Linked DNA regions of Homo sapiens: region 1 is linked to region 2. Evidence: read pairs that join two places in POLR2A ChIA-PET (ENCODE). Cell type or tissue: A673. All regions are shown on one strand. Each heading gives the region's core, and the rest is flanking DNA. Links, peaks and the distances in the headings are about the cores only.

Region 1 (8,124 bases), core at 1,636-6,635, 97 kb after region 2:
CTGAATTCCACCTCTCATCCCAGCCTGAAGCCTGAATTGAAGTTCCCATCAGAAAATTAAAATGTTTGTCTGGATAAAATAACTTCTAAATGAACTATTTCTTTTCGTTTCTTTTTGTATTTTCTGCAATGTAGCCCCTCGCAATGATATTAGTTCTAGTGTGGGAAAATATTATAATTGAGATTTGGTAAGTTATTTGCAGACTTTTCTTTACAGTTTTTCTTTACACTGTGCTGACATTTAGTACAGCCCTGGTGAGGAAAACAATACTACCATTCATAGCTCTAGACGTAGATTTCAATCGACTTAAGCGGGCACAATGAAACTTGGTCATTCACTGGTTACCCATATTGTGTTCTCAAATTTTCTCTCAGCAAAAGTATAATGACTCAGTATTGTATGGTTGCATAGACAAGGGCTCGGAACAAGAGACACTAGTTTTGTCTGACGGTGTGAGAAAGTCGTGAAGGGATCTTTTCTTCCAGATGGTGTTAAATTCAGCTGCCTTTTTAACATTGGCCTTGCACAGCAATCTGCTGCTCCCCTTTCACAAAGACTGCACTTGGTTCCCACTAGTTAACATGCATACTCACGCAACCTGCAACTTCACTCCAACTGTTTTACAATGCAGTGGTATGCTAAATAAACTTGATCCGGTTTCTGCCAATGTTAAAACTAGGTTTCAAAGAACTACTTAACTGATATTTACACTTCTTTTGACTTAAATGTACATGCCTTTGGAATATTACGGGTTTCAAAGAAATATCACCTTATTATAAGGTCAATGTACAGATTATTTCCAACACCCTTCAAACCTATGCTCAGATACAGTACCTCTCTTCAACACACACAAATAAAACAAAATGTCAGAAGTTTGATGTGTAATAGAAAAAAGAAAAATTGGGACATGTTGCACCAAGGGCAGTGGAACAGCAAAAAATAAAATGAAAATAATAACATTGAAATGTATTTTTATTGATCGATAAGTTATGTAACATTAGTATGATACAAAGCAAGTTTGATATGACAATGGCAAACACATAATTATAATATTGTTTATTTTCCTTAGATGTTATATTTAACATATTTACATAAAAGACCAAGATGTAGGCAAAAGCTTCAGTAATTTGACTTCATTGAGTGCTTTCAGTAAACAATAGGTTTCTCCAGCAAACATCTTATTGCCTTAATTGAACCTCCTTGAAAAAGAAAACCACACACTTTGTAATGTAAATGTTAATTGTAGTAGACAATGGTTCTAGGTAAATAGCACCCCTGGACATGAAGTAAATGAAAGGAATACAGGCACTTAACAATGAAAGGTTGTTTGCACAAACAGTGCTTCAAATGTAAATAAACAAGGGTCTTCTCAACGGTCACTACAGTAGTAAAACTCTGGCACGTGTACAGCAGCCAAATTGAGAATTTATGTATAAAGTCTCTCAGACTTTCTAACTGAAACTAACAGTGGTTTAACAGGCTTCTCCAGTCTGAAGTCATATAAGGAATTGAAGCTACAAAGGAAATTGTACTACTTTTAAAGAAAAATTGTATATTTGGGATTGTCAATAATCTAGGCCACGTGGAAGATAACAGGCTATTTTGGATATTTTCTAATTGCAATGGTTATATTTCTGTGTAAATGCCTATACAAATGTTTGCTTGGTGACATATGGAAAACTTAAGGACTTTTATGAAAAGGCGACAATGGGGACCTCCAAAGCGCCAAAGTTTCTGCTAGGCATAGTGTTATTTTTAGATTACATTAAAATGGCTATTTAGACCCATCTAGCTGAGACTATTCCAAAACAAACTTTTTATCATATTGTTATCATAATCAACTTTCTACAGGCTAATGACTTTATAGTTTTACTTCTAGTGTATATCTACTAGCACAATTAGACCAAGTTCCTAGATGTATCATGTTAAGAGGTAAAAAGCCTCATGAAATTATAATAACGACTGTTATATAGAGATATGTATTTTATCTCTATACACATTTGCCCACCCAAAACAAAAGCAAAAATGTGGTCACAAGGCCATAATCTCATGGACTGAGATTTTGACATTAGGGGCAGGCAGTCATGGGACTTTCTTGGAATTGCTTTCTACTAGCTTGCCTTGAATTCTGAAAATCTCAAACAACGAAGAAAGCCAAACTTAATTATGGCCAGATTAAACAGTGGTTAAAAAATTAACAGAAGCAGACTATGTAGCAGCTACAGACCAGTTGGTGCTGCCATTTGGGAAGCTGCAGATGGCTGTGGGTGGGAAATGCCTTTACTTTCTTAAGCGATGGAGATGAGTATGGTGTGTGCACTTGATGTTTTTTTCATACCCCCACCCCCCAACAGGGCTGTCTGTCATAGGCTGCCCGGCCCCGCTTTATCACTTGCCCCCGAGCGTGGGAATCGGAGCGTCCTGCCGTTCACATCTCCTGCATTCCGTTTAGCGGAATCAATTAGGCAAGACAGACCCTCAGATTCCCCACCCCCTTTCCATTTTTGTCAGGTCTATATACGTCCTAATTATTTCAGTTTGGGATGCCAGAGCTGTTTCCTGGATAGACCTGATCATCCTTAAACAAAAAGAGAGGAGGCGCACACGTGGGTTGTGGCGTAAATGTCACTTTCATTTCCAATGCTAGGCGCAGAGTAAGACAGAACATTTTTTTAACACTTTGACAAGAGGGGAGGCGATCTCGTCTCCATCATGTCTTTCTGCTTCAGTAGCTTCCTCAAGGAAACCCTCTTGGAACAGAGAAGCATCTGTCCTTGTATTTTGAATAGAAGAATAAAAATCAGCCCTTGCTTTTTTTTTTTTTTTTTTCATTTTGCCTGCTAGCTCTAAGTCCTCAGTAGATACAAATTATTAACCTTCCAGTATAAACTTTTCTGAAAGTCTAATTTCGTACAAATTGACATACAGCCCAAATACATGTAAAGTAATTTCCAAGCACAATCTTCAAATTTTGAGAGGGAGGTGCCTCCCAAAGGAACTGCCCAAGTCTACATATTATGGAATCATTTTTAAACTAGGTACCAGACATCTCTGCAACACCTTTCTAAGAAAAAAATCCCTGATATAACTTTTGCCTTAAAATAGAACAAACTGCACATGCATCTTTACTCATTATCACTATACACTTCTCCTTTGCAGCTGCAACAACCCCTCTCAAGACATATCTGGAACCTTGATATTTTAGCATGTGTGTGTCATTTAATTTTCTCTCATCCCACCTTTAATCATAAGGAAAAAAACAAAACAAAAACAAAGTTAGATTCAATAAGTATTCCTGACCTTTCTGGTTTTTACTGTCTCTCGGCTGTAGTCTTTCATTCTCACACGCTCCCCGGCGATCTTGAAGGAGTTTTTACTTTCGGTTATCTAGCTTTATGAAGACCAATACACTCATACAGCTAGATAACCAAAGATAACAACTCGCTTCCCACACAGGCCTCTGTCTTCCTCTTGCCAGACTCCAGGTCCTGATCCTTTCTGGCAGTACCGAAGAGTGGTCGTCCAGGATACTTGCCGCGCTTAAGATTCCTCCTTTTATGTAAATATGACCTGGTTTCTGTTTGTGTGTGTGCGCGGCTAAAACATCCAAACGAGATCTGTTGCCTTCAGAGTTTATTCCGAACTTTTCTTTTTCCTTTCAGCAAGTAATCTCCGGCAGCGTTAGCCAACAATTCATCTATTAATATCAGAAAATAAAACCAGCTATTAAGGTGCAGCAAGCTGTTACGAGTGAGCAGCAGCATCCGTCCCTTCACAGGCCTCTATTTGCATTGTAAATTGCTTCTTTCTCACGCAAGACTCTTTAGCCTCTCTCTATAGAGATGTATAAAGCCAACGGCAATTTCCAGCGCAGGTTAAGGAGGAAGGAAAAAAAAATCCCATTCTATAGAAGTGACAGCTGATTCAAGGATCTGTTCCTGATCCTTTTTGGTTAGGCACCATGGCTTTTTACCAAGCGGTGGCAGCTTGATTGCACATATCTTGTGTGTATGTGTTTTAGGGGGAAGATCCTCGATTTCACAGGGCTTCTAGGCTGGGAAGGAGAAGATGCCGTCTTGCTGGCCTGCTGCTGCCCCCGGTCTGAAAGAAGGAGAAAAGGGCCATCATTGGAGGGGCTTTCACTGCCAAATTGTGGACCAGCCCGGCAAGGTCAAAGGTTCGAGACCGCGGGAGACCAAGGTAATGATGATGTCATGAGAAATCTCAAGTACATGGTTATTGATATGCATCAGTGATCAGCCAACTGCCCCACGCCTGCTGCCCGAGCAGCGGCAGCGACAGCAGCAGTAGCGGCAGCATTGCAACAATCCCTATTTTCTCAATCAACATCTCTTCCGCTAGCACTACCGACTGCTCCTGGAAAAGCAACCCGCGGCCTTTTACCTCCTCCGTGCTAGTGTAGATCGTTCTAGTATCCAAAGACTGGAAGAAATCTCTCTCTAAGGACAGATAAAAGCATTTCAGATCTGGGGAACGTCTTTGCCTGCATTTTTCTTCTGGCAGATTGCATAGGCAGACAGATGGAAGGCACTTTGCTATTGCTTAAAGCAGGGCCTCGTTTTCTGGGGCTGGGAATCAGATCTGTATTACGCAGTGAGTCGATGTGTGATTACATTGACAATTTGCTCTGGTGGTGTGTTTTTAATGGCTTCACAGCTCAGTCATGTTTTGTATCTATGTACCATGGCGATAGGGCAGCATATTTTGTTCTGTAAGTTCGAACTGAATGCTCTAAGCAAGCGGACTTCATCGTGGTTTTTAAAAAATGACTACATATGTAGGGTGTGTGCGTTAGAATGCAGCACAGGTAAACCTTGCAGCAATAGTTTCTAATGCTGTACACAACTCTGCTGTAATGAAAATCCTGAGCCTTTGTCTATTGTTTTAAACATCAATTTTCATACAAAAGGATAATGTAATAGTCTTGCTTCTGAAACTATGAAAAAAAACGTTGTTACCTCGTGAAGAACACATATAAAACACCTGGATGTTAAGAGCATAACTCTGCCCTACCTTCCCCTTCTCCAACCCCCACCTTTCTTCTATCTAGAGGGGAATGTTGTTTTATTAATTAATTAGCCTCATTCCTTTTCTTAGAACTTTTCAAAGTGTGAATATGATCACTTCAAAGAGTCCTTTTCTTCTTCTCTCTCCTTAGTAATGAGTAATCTATGTCTAACTCATCTATAATACATGCAGTTGTAATATTCAAATGTCCCTCAACAGAACATCTAAGATAGTCTACATTAAATTCATATTTACCAAGGGTGAACCTTATGAACTGCTTTTCAAAATTTCAAGTTATGTTTGGTCATATTGCTATTCTTTAAAATATATGCTATTAGAGTAATCTTAATATTCATTGCACACATGACTACTTTATCACAATACTCTCAATTCTATAGATTATTTTCCCCAACAACTAAAACACTTTTGGAATTAACATACACTCTTTCATTAATTCAGTGACTTATTCATTTATGACATGAATGTGAACATGCTTACTGAATTATATACAGAGCACATATATGTAAACCCTATAAAAAAGACTAGCAAGAAAATCAGAATAGTTAGGAAAAGCTTATAATCAAGAGTTTAAACTACAATATTACACCAATTAAAGATATGATTTAGTAACATAGATGCCAACTTTTCCCTAGATTTTTTATTTATTTACTTTTTTTGGTGAACATTCCAGTACTGATTATTTAGAAAAGACTAAGCTGTTGAAATTGTTCATCTATTTTTCTTACCAAATTATGGTACAAGAGGTACAATCAGAAATGGCTGCATTGGGTTATACATAAAATGCACAAGCAAACCAAAAACTAACTCAGAGAAACACACCTCCATGAAGTTACTGTTCCTTCTCGAACTAGCTGGTCACAACATACACTACTAAATAAAAATGTAACACATCACTGAGGCACATTCCACCTTAGACATTACATAAAACACTAATGAGCTCTGCCGCCTTGGAAGAGTGAGAGTATTGTGGCCTTGCTTTCCAAGACACAGATGCAGAATCATTAGTGATTTGGCATGTATTACATAAAGCAAGCATGTGGTCAGATGACAGGTATTTTTAGAATATCTTTTTGCTTTATATATACTTGGGTGGGGGCTGGTGGAAGCAAAGAGATGTCATGCATTTGTCTGTGCATGTTTATCACCCCCATATCTGTGTGAATTTGCAAAGTAACATGGCTATATTTCCACACTTAGCAACTAAATGCATTTTTAGAACCAAAGTATCCATCATGAAAGCCAAGACACTGAACATTTGAGATGCTTTTACAATTAAAAGCTATAGAAGATACTGTCTTAAAACAGCATCTTCTAGGGCAATGCCACATAGTCATATCAACTGGACTCCGGGCCTGGTCCCCATGTCTGGCATATATAACATAGACTCATCATGGGAGTCCCAATAAGTGAAAGGAACCAACATTAGGATTATGAGCAGTCTGTTCATTAGCCAGATAGCCAACTAAATATTTTACTCTCCACCATCTCTCAGGATATGCAGAAATAAAAACTACACAGTAAGGCTTAACACAGAGCATCTGATTATTTTGAATATTGCCAAGGTTTATATGATGGTTTATACATATTTCAAAGACTGTATTATTATATAGGATGTGAGACAAGTTGAAACAATTGTGTAGCCCTAAAGATTCCTAGCAATGTCTGTCACATATTAAGAGCAACTATTAACACCTACATGTTATATCAGATATTTTTGCTTTCAAATAGCTATTAAGCTGAGCAGAATACCAGTTTTGAAATCTGCATTCTGAAGGATATACTGAATTTAAATGGTTTGCCTGCTCATTCACTAATAAATTCCCATTAATGGCCAGTAGATTAGGACGTGATTGTCATGCTTGTTTTCTAATCTTTTTATAGATCTCCAGATGGCTGAAACATGAATTGAAACATTCTGGTTTACCTGGGAGTAGACAATCTCTATTTCAGTTAAAAGTGAAAAGTTACGTTTTCCACATTATTTGGATCAGAATTATGCTATTTCATAAATTCAAATACATTAGGTTTGTCACCATATTTAGAACACCTCTGAATCCTATTCAGATTACTGCAAAGCACATGAAGAACTGGCCTATCACTGAAATCCCCTTTTAATATTTGGTTTGTATGATTCAAATGCATGTAAACCACAGTGCACTAGTACAGTCAAGACTACCATTTTCTACATAAAAGCCATTTAATTTACAGTGATTTGTATAGTTCAGGCAAGGTACCTGACTGGCTTACTTTCTAACAAAAGTATTCTATTATTTACTCTGTATCTTGAATTTCTTTTTTATAGGCAGTTACAGGTTATATTTGTATTATGCTTGATATATAATATACAAAGGCTCCCTGTAGAGGAGAAGGCTGCACATATAGAAACTTAGAGCATGAATTAGGAGATATGCAACCCACTGCATGCCTACCGCCTAGTAAATAATACTCTATTTTGTACATCACTTGGATTTTATCAAATGTAAATTTTAAAATTACCTTTGGTTGGTTGGATTGTCTATTCATTTTATGCTTCTTTGCAGTCTCATCTGAAAAATAGTCAAGAAAACAAATGATCACAGTTTATATATATGTATACATATGAAGTCATATAGATATTGCTTCATTTAAAATATTGCTATTAACATGATTCCTTAAAATGCCAGAGATTCCATAAAACCCCAGTACAATGTATCCTAGGTCTCAGCACCCACGGGGTTAAATATGCTAATTTGCATTCAAATGGAGACATGCATGATAATGTGAATGCAAAATATGCAGAATCTGGAGGGGTTTGAGAAATTAATTTTTCTTTCTTCTTTTCTTTTATTTTTAGCTTGGAAGGAAGAGGGACTCTTAAAAAAACATTAGGGACTTGAACCTTGTAACCTGCCATACAAAAGAGGAGAGTCCTTCCATGTAAGGATTTTAAGTCTGGAACAAAGTCTTATTTTCTAAATGTTTAAGGAACTGAATTTCCAGGCCTTTCGAACAATGGCAATCCCTGGATAAATATCTACTCCATTAGAAAGATGCAAATAGTTTACTGTAAGGCCACAGCACCGTGAGATGTGCATT
Region 2 (8,124 bases), core at 1,687-6,686:
CTATTTCTATGAGACAGGGAGAAATATGAGGACAATGTAAATATCTCTAAGCATAGTTCCATGAAGTACCAAGAACAAGAAGTAGTAAGTCTTCTTAAGTGGGAATTATGGAGGGAAAGTTCTCAGTCTTACCAGTGAACTGATAACCATGCCCTGTGGGCACTTTCTAGTTCTGATCTAATTTATCTTGCCTGTTGCATATCATATTATTGATCTTTCTTCTAATTATCTCCTATTCCACAGTAATATTCTTAAAGTTTACCTCCTACTTGTTCAGCTATTTCTTCTCATTTTCATGGATTATTCTGCCCTAAGTTTTCGTCCTCAACCTCTTCTCTATTCTCAAGTTACTCCAAGCAGGGTCAGGGGACCATCTGCAACAAAACAACATCTTTAATGCTTGTTAAAATTCAGACTCCTAGGCCCATTTCCACTCTCCTGAGTTAAAATCTCCAGGTATGGGAGAGACAAAATTGTTTTCTGTGGTGGCATTGTGAACCTGAGAATTCTCAAAGGCCTCGTTATATGTTCTCTGTGAAATGCAGGGGTCTATTTTATATAATGCTTGTATTTGAGGCAACATGGTACAGGACAAAGGGGAGAGACTTTACAGCCAGATTGCTTGGGTTCATATTTCAGTTTTGGTATTTAATAGCTTTGTGACCCTAGGAAAATAAACAGCACCCGCTTGCTGAGATGGTGAGGTTTAAAAGATAACATATGTAAAGGGCTTTATGCAATGTTACACATAGTAGGTTCCTTTTTTAACAAGCTTCTTGGTGATTCTAATGCAGACCAAAGATAGAGAACCACTGGGTGATATCATCCATTGCCAAGATTTCAAATCAAATCCATGTTTAGGATGATTATTTTAAACTCTCCAGTGACTTCCCATTGTATAAGATCCTACATCACCTCATCCTTGCTTTTCTTTCCAGCCTCCTCTCTTGCCTTCCTTTCTACTAAAAACAAGTTGTACAGAAATTTTTCAGTATTCTGTTTTGGCTCTCAGCTTCCCTACTGACTCTTCATTCTTTCTGAAATAACTTTCCTCTGTAGGCTCCTTTACCAGACTCATCCAGTTCATCTTGTAAGTCTCAGCCTAGATGTCAGAGCCCTCCCAGATCACCAGGTCTAGGTTTGGTGTCTCTCCTATGAATTCTCATAGCACTCTGATCCTCCCCTAGCATTACATGTATCACATTTTATTGCACTTGCTTAGTTATTTGTTTCTATCCCCTATAAGGTATTTCCAGTTCCATGTTGTGGCATTTAATATATGCCTCATTAATAGGTGCTTTACTTACGTAAATTGATAAATGGATGAATGAACAACTCACAGAGATAGGCTTCCAGATCAGACCTCTTCCCTAAGCCTTCATATCAAACTGGACTTGTGAAAAATGAAACTCCTTATCTTTCCCCATCAAAATGGTTCCTTCCCCTCTCTGTTCTTTTCAGTAAAATACATAAAAATTTGCCCAATTTCGGGCGAAGGATGTGAACAGACACTTTTCAAAAGAAGACATTTATGCAGCCAACAGACGCATGAAAAAATGCTCATCATCACTGGCCATCAGAGAAATGCAAATCAAAATCACAATGAGATGCCATCTCACACCAGTTAGAATGGTGATCATTAAAAAGTCAGGAAACAACAGGTGCTGGAGAGGATGTGGAGAAATAGGAACACTTACACTGTTGGTGGGACTGTAAACTAGTTCAACCATTGTGGAAGACAGTGTGGCGATTCCTCAGGGATCTAGAACTAGAAATACCATTTGACCCAGCCATACCATTTCTGGGTATATACCCAAAGGAGTATAAATCATGATGCTATAAAGACACATGCACATGTATGTTTATTGTGGCACTATTCACAATAGCAAAGACTTGGAACCAACCCAAATGTCCATCAATGATAGACTGGATTAAGAAAATGTGGCACATACACACCATGGAATGCTATGCAGCCATAAAAAATCGTGAGTTCATGTCCTTTGTAGGGACATGGATGAAGCTGGAAACCATCATTCTGAGCAAACTATCGCAAGAACAGAAAACCAAACACTGCATGTTCTCACTCATAGGTGGGAATTGAACAATGAGAACACTTGGACACAGGGTGGGGAACATCACACACTGGGGCCTGTTGTGGGTCGGCAGAAGGGGGAGGGATAGCATTAGGAGATATACCTAATGTAAATGACGAGTTAATGGGTGCAGCACACCAACATGGCACATGTATACATATGTAACAAACCTGCACATTGTGCATAGGTACCCTAAAACTTGAAGTATGATAATAAAAAAAATTGCCCAATTTCTAAAGCCAGACTGTTGAGGATTATCCAAAGCTGCCCTACCTCCCTTATCCCCGTATCCAATCTGTTATACTGCACATTAGCAATAGCCTAGCTCAGGAGATTTTTCCAAAGTGTGATTATTGAGATTTGATTCAAGAGGGTATTTTGAGTGTACATGTTTACCTTCCCCCTTTTCTAAAAACTCATCTCATTGAAAAAGAAGTACAAAAGGGAATATATTTATAACTGTTCTGAGAACAGGAAGACCAGAGAGCCTGATGACGTTCTGTAACATGAGTAGCAGGTAGAAACTATCATATTAATAGGCAAACAAAAGTAGGAGCCTCCATTTCAAACAAACATAGGAAAAAGCTCTAACAGAAAGAAAAGCACTGTTCCTGACCATGAAGCCACAGAGAGACTCCAAAGGAACAGGTACAAAGATTGGGGATGGATAAGGAAGGTGATTGATTGAAAGACTGTCCACAGGCAGTGTTACAAACCTCAGCTGATCATAAGATTAACATGGGGTTCTTGTTAAACAGAGAGAATCTCTGAACTTATCCCTGAAGACTCTCGTTCAGTGAGTCTGGCAATATAACCCAGGAAGTTGGATTTTTAGCAAGAGTCCCATGTGATTTTTATGGCAAACAAGTTTGGGCAATATTGGAATATGGACAGCTCTTTGTTCAGGAACCACATTCCTGCCACTCCCACACAGATTGATGTGGCATACAGAATTAGCGTTTGCCCCACATTCCATATTTAAATCAGATAATTAACTTCCAAAGAGATGTTAAAATCATCTGGGATAACTAACAGAGATAGTAGCACCCCAAAATAAGGCTGTCCACATTCTAGCATTTGGAAATGCCAGATACTTCCCCAGCTGAGCATCTGAAAGTGAGTCCTGCCAGTCTGTGCGCCCAACCACACACAGAGAGCTCTGCTAGTCCCTCTACTCAAGGAAAAGCCTTATTAGGGCAAACAGATAGGGAGTTAGTCATGTTAACTCCCTAGACAGGCATACATGTAAATAAAAACCTAAACTCACCAAACATTTGAAGAAAAAATGATAGTATCAAAGAGAGAAAAAAAGCGGAACAAGTAGAATCTAACAAACCTTAAAAAACAAAAAGCAGAGATGTGATGGATGCTGAGATAAACCACACAGATCCCTCTTCAGAAACAAATGATTTATTCTCCAGTTGCTGGGAGAGCTGCCCCCAGAAAGCCATAAGGGATTGCATTGGCTGAAGACAGCCACCTCACCCAAGATCATACTCCTTCCTGATGGCTACCATATCCAGTGACTGGGAAGCATGGATATATAAAGTCCTAGCCTCCTTATCCCAATGTGGAGAAACACTGAAGAGTCATCCCTGCAGGATAGTTCTCTAGGTGGCTGTGGATTGGCTCTGTTCTCCCCTATTTCTTGCTTAAGAATAACTATAGAATGTGCTGGGAATGCAGCATCCTGAGATGGGTGTGGAGAGAAGCTGGCAAGAACAGCCTGGGCTCTGTCCCAATCTCCCACTAGAACAGGATGACCTTCAACACTTTAGCCCAGTGATCATGTGGCCCTGAGACTTAGGGTAGGCTGCTTCCCAGGGTCCCTGAGCTGTGATGCAAGTGGGGCGTGCAGGGGATCTCCATGCACCCCAAGTAGCTTTTTGAGCCTTGGGGGACCAATTCATAATGAACCCTAGGCTTCTGTTGTCCCTTGCTGCCTATCTGTAAGTAATAAACTTGCTTCATGTAACTTTCTGCACATGAGTATGCTCTCTCTCACCAGACTTAGAAAAGTTGGTAATCAGAGCACAGCGAACCTGCTTCACAATCCCAGCTTCAGAACTCCCCAAAGCTTGGATGAAAACTCCACTGAGATTGCATTGGAGCTCAACTTTTCCCTCTGCTCAGTCCTGAATCCTTTTCTTCTCTTCACTTCCTCAGGTGTTGATCCCAAGGATACTTCCTAATAAACCTCCTGCATGCCAATCTGGAACAAGACAATATTTAGTAAATAGAAAAAAAAAGATTAAAAAAAACTTCAGGGAGATTGAGTTTACACATGTATAAAACAAAAACATGCAACTATGGAAAAGATGAGAAGAAAAATAAAGAGGTACTGGAAATTTACAATATAATATTTGAAATAAAGAATTTAATTTAAAAAACAGAACCAAGTTGAGAATATATCACAAAAAGTACAATAGAAAAATAGATCATAAATACAAGAAAAACTTAAGAGATACAGAGTTACTCTAGGAGGTCTAATATTCATACAACTAAGTCTGAAAATGATTTTTTAAAGAAAGGAAGAGAAATAATCAAGAAACAAGTAGAACAAAATATCCATAGGTGGAGAAGGGTCATCTCTAGATCAAATGTACCACAACATGATAAGCAGAATGAATTTTAAAAAGACCTATAACTGTATATTCCTTCCAAAATTTCTGAACACCAAGATTTCCAGATAGTTTTGTAAAAACTTCCAGTATGAAAGAATAGAAGTTTAAAATAAATATGAATGAGAATGACATCTCACTACTGATGCTAGAGGAAAATGACACAATATTGGTAAGAGTGTTTTCTTTCTGATGGTTTTGAATAAAGGTAGAATCTGTCTTCCTACCTTTTACCTTTTTCAGCTTCTAGAAGCCACCCACATTCCTTAGCTTGGATCCTTTCCTCAAATCAATTCAACTTCTTGCTTCCATTGTCACAACTACCAATGACTCTGATCCTCTTGTTGCTCTCTTATAAGGACACTTATGATTACATTGGATGCACCAGATAATCCAGGGGCCTGTCTCCATCTCAGGATAATTAATGTATCACATTTGCAAAGTCCCTTTTAGCATATTAAGGTCATATATTCACAGGTTCCAGGAATTGGAACATAGATATCTTGGGGGCCATTATTCAGCCTACCACAGTCCCATTCTAACATCCTGTTTTCCATGTGTTGGTTTTATTCAGAAAAAGTTTGTGATTATTATTAATCTGACACTTAATTTTATTGATTCAACTCTCCTAAATGGCTCTAAATAGTCAACAACTCCTTTCTGCCGCTGTCTTTGTTCAGTCTTTTCTCATTTTTGGCCTACACTACATCAGTGGTGAGCTGTTGGATCTCTCACCTAGTCCATCTTCCTTCCTCCATTATGGTTATGGGATTGAATTTACCGAAAGCAAGCCAATCTGCTACTCCCCTATATAACATAAAATGTATCTTCATGGCCTTCAGAATAAATTCTAAATCCATTTGTGTTTGGCCACTGGCTACCTCTCTCTTCCCTCATCCACTAGCAATTCCCAAACATACTGTTACATGTGCTTCATACACTTTCCTGAATGGGCCACATTCTGTCGTTTCTTTTCTAGCACTTCTGCTTTGTTTTTGTTTTTGTTTTTGTTTTTTGCCTGGAAGACCCATCCCCTTCCTCAGTCTGACCTCTTTCCAGGTGTCCCTCAAGACTCAGTTCATTCACACTTTATGCCTTCTTGTAAGCCTTACCTGACCACATTCCTGGGCTCTTCACTTCTCTCCTGCAGACTTCTTCATGATACTGAAAGACCTTCAACTGCAGCCTGCATGTCTCTGTACTATAAGCATTGGCTTATTTGTCTGTCATTATAAATTGTCTATGGAGATTCTTTGAGGACATTGACAATGTAATCTATTTCTATGTCTTGGCAGAAGGCCTGGCATACCCTCAAAATAGTATTTCTTGGGTGAATGAATAAACTCTGATATGTTTTGGCCAATCACCTTTTTATAGCTGTTACTCAGTATCTTTTCTTTAAATCTATCTAGAGTTTTCCCAGATATCTATATGGACAAACTTTTATACACACACACACACACACACACACACACACCCCACTTTCTACTATCTATTCTAACCATTGAGTTGGCAAATATCCATTAGCATACATTTTGCACACCAAGTGCACAATATATACTTGAGTTAAAATAGACTGAAGTTGTATCAAAAAACCACTGTGGAAAATGAAGGAAAACTGGAGATTTCTTCCCAAGAAGTTTCCTTCAAATTTTACTATTTTAAATTATAAGAAAGCTAACCTGACCATCACAAGCATATCTCATGTTTGTACATCATGTCACAGTTTTCACAGGTTTTAAAATCAAGTCTCCATTTGATTTTCAAGATGGTGTGAGACAGACTAGGTATATATTATCCCAATTTCAGAGATGCAAGAATAGAAGCTTAAGAGAGTGTGAGTTCTTAAAAGGAATTCACAAAAATTAGAAGTTTTAAAATGGAAAGTAGAACAGTGGACTCATCTGAAAAGTTTGTGAAAATACTGATGCCTGATCCTCCCCCCAAAACAAGTAAATTAGACTTTTGGGGAAAGAGGGTATCTCTGGCATCTGTATGTTTTGAAAGCTCACCAGATATTTCTACTAGGCAGCCGGAGTTGAGAAGCACTCAATTAGAAGCCAGGTGTTGTGATTTTACTTCTATGGTCTTTATTGAACGGCATAATGCCAAGTCACATAGGTAGTATATTATATCACCCAACTGGTGATGGCATTAGGTTACTTTTGTTATGGTGCCTCAGTGTAGTAAAGATAAAAATTTTTACTTGGTTTCACCAGTTGAGTTAATATTTGTTAATGCTTTTTAAGGAGAGGGTAAGATGGCCAACATTTAAATAGCATTCAAGACTTCAGTTCTAAGCATGTATTTTCCTAGCACCTTGATAACTAATAACAAGTCTGACTGTGGGAAAGAAGGGAATGGGTGGAAAAATGGGGAGGCAGGCATGATATATGGCAACAAATGTGTTCCATGTCTCTTAGATACTGCAAGAGAATGATTCCTAACCAAACCCAACCCAAATGCTGTCTCTCAAGTAATTGAGGAAAGTTCCTAACCCCCCTTAACTTGAGGTTTCCTCATTTGCACAGGGCATATTGATGGTAGCTTGGTAGATCACTTAAAATATTAGTTCCTGAAAACAGAATGATAAACGTGTCTCCATGTCATTGTCACATGAGGCTGATTGGTAGGTAATGCAAACCTCACAAGGGCATTCTAAGGAGTAAACAATGATTACATAGCTCTTGGAACTACAAATAGCACTCATTAAAAAATGTTACCATGCACATGCTTTCTGCCAAGGTAAACTGTAATTTACACTTTTACCCTAGGCATAATTGCTAGTTTATTCTTTTTTTCTATTCACACCCATCTATCCCTCCCTTGGGCTTCAAAAAAGCCACAAGAGTTTTTACGAAAATCATCTTTAAAACATGTATTTACCCTCTTTTTGAACCCTCAGACTAGCTCTTTATTACTCCAGGGCATTTTAAATTTTTCTAAATTTGTTTTGGAGGCTATGGGTGTACTCTCCCCTCTGTATGCATTCATAACCCCCAGTAACTTCCATGGGAATCAGATACACATGTATCAAAGTGAAACGAGGCTCTTGTACATGTTTAAATCTGATTAAAATCTATTTGTGATAAAATTAAAAGTAAGAACTAAAATCTAGGGAAAAGAGTATAAAAAATATGAGATCATGTTGTGCATAATTAAAGGAGTTTACATTTATGGATAACTAAAATGGCATACAATCCCCGGCACTATTTCCAATATGTCCTCAGTTTCAAGTTATTTACTGTAAAGCGCCCATATTTTAAAATGAAATGTGTGTAACTGTCTCACAAACTATGCTTGGCCCTGTATATCTTGGTTCTGTGTCATAAATACAGAAAAGCAAAAACACTGTTTTGACCAATATTAAGTCACCTGTGGGTAGAATTTGATCTTACCTATTTACTGTC

Evidence for each region. Peaks named below come from ENCODE experiments on the same cell type or tissue, not always from the same donor. Only the 100,000 strongest peaks of a DNase experiment are listed, where the experiment ranks them.
Region 1: POLR2A ChIA-PET joins it to region 2 with 5 read pairs; 4 of 35 experiments call an interaction of 5 or more read pairs at or near these places.

Annotation. Positions count from the first base shown.
Region 1 is chr5:88,663,491-88,671,614 of GRCh38, forward strand. MIR9-2HG (MIR9-2 host gene) reads right to left here. Exons shown (of 4, transcript NR_152235.1): 2 at 7,546-7,595. It overlaps MIR9-2 (microRNA 9-2), which reads right to left and starts at 3,449; the gene lies at 3,363-3,449. RefSeq lists enhancers at 157-980, 981-1,803. In A673, for the core only: no CTCF peak of the experiment used is centred there; a DNase peak (open chromatin) is centred at 3,911; H3K4me3 peaks cover 2,772 bases; H3K27ac peaks cover 1,857 bases.
Region 2 is chr5:88,566,777-88,574,900 of GRCh38, forward strand. All of the region lies in intron 2 of MIR9-2HG (MIR9-2 host gene), which reads right to left. Among named protein-coding and RNA genes, the nearest start is that of MIR9-2, 96 kb to the right of the region's middle. In A673, for the core only: no CTCF peak of the experiment used is centred there; no DNase peak of the experiment used is centred there.